2 separate regions of the Mus musculus genome follow, and region 1 is linked to region 2. The links are chromatin loops, found by intact Hi-C in ENCODE. Cell type or tissue: heart. All regions are shown on one strand.

Region 1 (2,500 bases), 150 kb before region 2:
CCACAATCAGTGTTGAGCCCAGTGAACAGGCATCCTGGTCCATAGCTCTCCACAGCAGCACCCCTCACATGCCCCAGCCCCAATTCACAGCATCTCCAGGTCATTTTCCATAATTGTTCCCAGGGAGACTTATATAGGTGTTCTGAGCTGTCTTGAGTCTCCTGGATCCCACATAGGTGTAGCCTCAGACCCAACAATGAACCACATCTCAAAGGCACCACTGGGCCCCCAACTCCACCCCCATGCCAGATGCCTGGTAGCCCTATGCTGAAACATTTTAGTCCTCCTATCCTGGAGGAGAGTAAACGGTACAAACGAGTCTTAGTATCATCTTCCCTACCTCAAGAAAGGGAGCTATGCACAGACTACCACATTGAGAATGTTCTGAGTGGCCCACATGGACACAGGGGTACCAAGCACCTCTTAGAAGCAACTAAGGGTTGGAGTGAGGAGCACTTGTGACTGGGCCACACGAGGCAGTTTGCCATACACAGTGATGCAGCACACACATGCACACACAGCCCAAGCCACCAGAGTCTCCTCTCTCCACCTCACTTGCCCAGAGGACTCACACAATCAAAAACCATCAGAAATTCAAATTCTACTTTGGGAAGATTGCTGAGCAGGACCCAGCAGCCCTTCACATCTATTTAAGAAGATCAACACATATCCTCCCCAGCCACGCTGTTCAATGCTGTGTCTGTTCTCATAAAACTTAAATACTGTCTTTTTCTTCAGGCCAGAAACCCCAGCCACCTCTCCCAGTCACATGAGAACCCTGTGCCCCAACTCTCCAGACACATAGAAGATCTAAGCTGCTTGTCCTCCACCTGTACTCCAGGAGCCATTGGCCCGCCATTCAGAGCAGGCCTCAGGAGAAGGGCTGAGTGTCCCCAAGGGGAAAGTACGACTGAGGGACGGACCTCCTCCTGCCAAGCAAGGTGGAAGGAAGAGCCAAGGTCTGCAAAGCTGGCTGATCCAACCCAGAGAAGGGATGAGAGTCCTTCATGTCCCCGAAGGGAGGCAGGCTTCCGAGTTCCCAGCTGACCACACAGGAGTATGGGTACAAACAGGGCCAGCCGGCAGCCACAAAGCCAAAGCCACATTGTATGCTGTGGGGCCTAGCCCTCACACTCTCCCTCTCTGTCAGTCCTGGCAGCTGCTTACTGTATCACCAGGGAAGCTGACTCCAGAGTCAAGCCCACGTCCTGGGAGCTGCAGGATGCAGCCAGGGTGAGCTTGGCCCCGCCAAAGCAAAACAAGCATTGGCCAGCTCTGAGCACAGAGCAGCAGGAGGCCGGGAGGCCCAGACACTTCCCCTCACACGGCCTGCTGCCTTGGCAAGTGGCCACTCTGCCTGCTGCTGGACAGGGGCTAGGCAAGGAAGACAAGGCAATCCAGCCAGGTCCTGTGCCGCCATCTGGGGGCCTGGAGTGGAGCCCCTGCTCACGAGAGTTAAATTAAAACCTATGACCCTCCCATCACAGTGCCTTACAGGCACCCAGGGCCCCAATGCAGCCCTTTCCCAATCTTATCCTTCAGATTCTAAAAAGCTACCTAGAGACTAATCCCTCCCTGGCCTTCTCTGCCACCCCCTACACACCGTCCCCCAGGGTTTTCCACACACCTATCAAATTTAAGCTCCTAAGAGCCAGAGCCAGTTTGCCCTCCCCACTGGACTTATTAGTATCAGTCTCAACAACACTCTTCCTTACAGACAGGCAGACAGGCAGACACACACACACACACACACACACACACACACACACACACAACTAGTGCAGCCTGCACCAGGCCACAGCCTCCATCCATCACCCATGGCTTTGCACCCACTCTGTGACAAAACCCATTCCACGTCACCACCTCTCATTCTGATGTTTAAAATTTCATTCACGGCAACAGATTGGTTATTCCATCTTGGCCTTAATTAAAGAGGGCCCCAGAACGACATTTTAAACAGCAATGTCATTTTCTAATTGACACGGCTCCATTACCAAGAAAAATACGCAAACCCGCCTGAGACAGAGTGCAAGCCCCTCCCCCACCCTCCCAGAGGAGAGAGGGACTGCATAGCTTCAATTTTTAATCTGCTGATGAAATATTCAGGGGCCACAAAAGGATTGCGTTTCCCTGAGGCATGGATCACTGCCCTCTCCAGACTCCCCATGTTGGTAAGATACCGAGTTAGGATGATGGGGTCAGGTGGTCAGGAAGATGGAGAACCCACATGGGTAGCAGCTCAAAACTGGCCTGCTCAGCTACCACGACATATTTGTCCCATACCCCATGCTACCGTCCCACTCTTAGCTCAGGTCTTTCCGTGCTCCCCAACAATATCTGCTCTGTGCAAGTAGAAGACTTCAGCCCAGAGGGACTACATGCCCCAGTGACACCCACCAGGTCTCCCGGCCCATCTTGATACTTGTCTGTCTGAGTTTCATATGTTAAGTCCTACCTATAGCAATCAGGTTTCTAGCATGCTAATTTCCCAAGCAAAGTA
Region 2 (2,500 bases):
AGGTCCTGAGTTCAAATCCCAGCAACCACATGGTGGCTCACAGCCATCTGTAACAAGATCTGACACAAGATCTGACTCCCTCTTCTGGAGTGTCTGAAGACAGCTACAGTGTACTTACATATAATAAATCTATAAATCTTTTTAAAAAAAGATGATCAGGTTTACAAAAATACAAACTATGTCCTCAGAGAATCTGGTGAGTGAATTGGGCTTCATGGCTCACATTTCCTGGGTAGTATGAAAAAAATCCCCAGGGCATTTCCTAGTTGCTATATAACAAAGACCTGACAAGACCAACTTCAAGAAGGGATGGTGCTGGTGGGGCTCACAGTCATCAGAGCTAGGAGGGAAGGTCACATGGCATCCGTGCCGAGGATGCAGACAGAGCTCAGCCCACTTTCTCCTTATTTAGGCTAGCACCCCAGCCCGTGAGACGGTACTGACCAGTTTCAAGGTGGCTCCTCCTACCTGGACAAACACAATCTAGAAAACTCCTCGAGGACATGCCTAGACATTTGTCTCATAAGTGACACTGGATCCTATCAACTTGACAGTCAACATTAATCATCGCATGTGGAATTGCATGTATGCACAATACATATGCAATGGGAGGTGACTGGTCCACCACAGCACTTACTAGAGACCCAAAACATAACTATGTACCAAGCCACAAGCCCAGGGCATTCCCTAGCACCCCAGAGTCCTCTGGAGCTGTAGACCCCAGTTCAGTTTGTGCATGTCAGTCAAGGTACTAGAACAGGATCAAAACACTCCAAAACTGGCCGGCGACACCTCCCCACCATCCTGTGTGTGTGCATTCCAAGTTTTAGTTTCTCCATCTGGAATCAGGACAGGCATAGCTGGGTCTCCCAAGCTTGCTCCAAAGCCAAGTCTGAGGCCCACATTATGTATTTCTCTGATCAATTCCTTTGGAAAAAACAAACAAACAAACAAACTGAAGCCCAGTCTGGATGGGCAAATTGTCCAAGCCAAAGAGAAGTGGGAATGCAGCCCTGCCCAAGGCTTGGAGGTGGGGGAGCAAAAGTTCCTTTCCTCGGGACCCAAGACCAGTTTGGCTTTTCCAGAGCCTCCGCACCCTGAGTGGTGCAAGTCTGCCTCCACGTGGAGACTGATGGAATTTCCTCCAGATGAGCAGAAATTACATCTGAGACCTAGGAAAGTCAGCTCCCAAAAGCATGGGGGTAAGTGCTAGAAGAGGCTGAAACAGCTTTCTCGCCTGAATGATGCCTACCCCATCTAAACCTTGCATCCAACGCATCATTAGACATGAGGCATAACTGCAGAGAAATCAGACTGGATAGGTTGGATTTGTTGGTTAGCAATGCTAAGCAGATTCTAGACTCTGTTTTCTAGAGTTGCTAGAGAAGCTCAGCTTAGCTGGTTGGCTAAGCATGGGCCATAAGGTGACCGCCACAAAGTCAAAGCCTAGAACTGTTTGGGGGTCATAGAGGAAAGTGTCACTCCTCAGAGAGACTGGAATGTTCCACTAGATTATTCCAGCATGTCTGTTCATCTCTGTGGGGTGGTCCAGAGAAGACTGCTCTCAGCATGACTGTGAAAAGTTATTTTTCTAGGGGATTCCCAGCATCATGAGGAACACTGGTCTCTCCCTAGATGGCAAGAATTACAATATGGGCCAGAGAGATGGCTCAGCGGTTATGAGCACTGACTGCTCTTCTGAAGGTCTTGAGTTCAAACCCCAGCAACCACATGGTGGCTCACAACCATCCCTAATGAGATCTGACGCCCTTTTCTGGTGTGTCTGAAGACAGCTACAGTGTACTTACATAATAAATAAATCTTTTTTAAAAAATTACAATGTGAACCACAGCCATACTGGGCCCCATAGCTGCAATGAGGGTAACTGGATGGTCACACGGTCAATAACATAACATGGGACTGAGCGGCAGAAGAATCTCCGAGTTCCAGATGAGCCGGGTCCAGGATAGCTAGATACAAAGAAACCCTGTCTCAGAAAACAAAAACAAACAAACATGGGTTTGGAGACCATAAGGACAGCAGAATCAAAGAGTAAAATAAGCTGACTCTGGGAAATTTAGGGTGCTGAGTAGCTGACAGAGGTGTCCTCAGAGGGGACACAGACTGGTACTCTACATTGTTACTGATTTTATGAGTGAAGCTTTGAACTTAAGTGAGCAGAGTCTAACTTGAACTGGCAAAGCAGTCTTGTAGCTTCTCAACTGATTGACCCAATCTATAAACCCACAGGTCTTGCTTACACTGATGTCTTAAATCACTTTCACACTTTTTCCTTTTTTGAAACAGGGTTTCTCTGTGTAGCCCTGGTTGTCCTGGGACTTACTCTGTAAATCAGGCTGGTCTTGAACTCAGAGATCTGCTTGCCTCTGTCTCCCAAGGGCTAGGATCAAAGGTATGCGCCACCACCACTCACACCTTTTAAAATGCTATTTACTGGCTGGAGAGAATGCTCAGAGGCTAAGAGCACTGGTTGCTCTTC

What was found. Hi-C counts contacts between places; a loop is a spot of excess contacts. Peaks named below come from ENCODE experiments on the same cell type or tissue, not always from the same donor. Only the 100,000 strongest peaks of a DNase experiment are listed, where the experiment ranks them.
Region 1: it touches region 2 in a loop (2.7-fold over the local background); 3 of 42 quality-filtered maps call a loop at or near these places.

Annotation. Positions count from the first base shown.
Region 1 is chr2:27,698,544-27,701,043 of GRCm38, reverse strand. All of the region lies in intron 1 of Rxra (retinoid X receptor alpha), which reads right to left. Among named protein-coding and RNA genes, the nearest start is that of Rxra, 23 kb to the right of the region's middle. In heart, a CTCF peak has its summit at 1,417 (motif pointing left); a DNase peak (open chromatin) is centred at 1,313; H3K4me3 peaks cover 616 bases; H3K27ac peaks cover 1,401 bases.
Region 2 is chr2:27,551,423-27,553,922 of GRCm38, reverse strand. No RefSeq gene overlaps it. Among named protein-coding and RNA genes, the nearest start is that of Gm13421, 12 kb to the right of the region's middle. In heart, a CTCF peak has its summit at 1,117; a DNase peak (open chromatin) is centred at 1,132.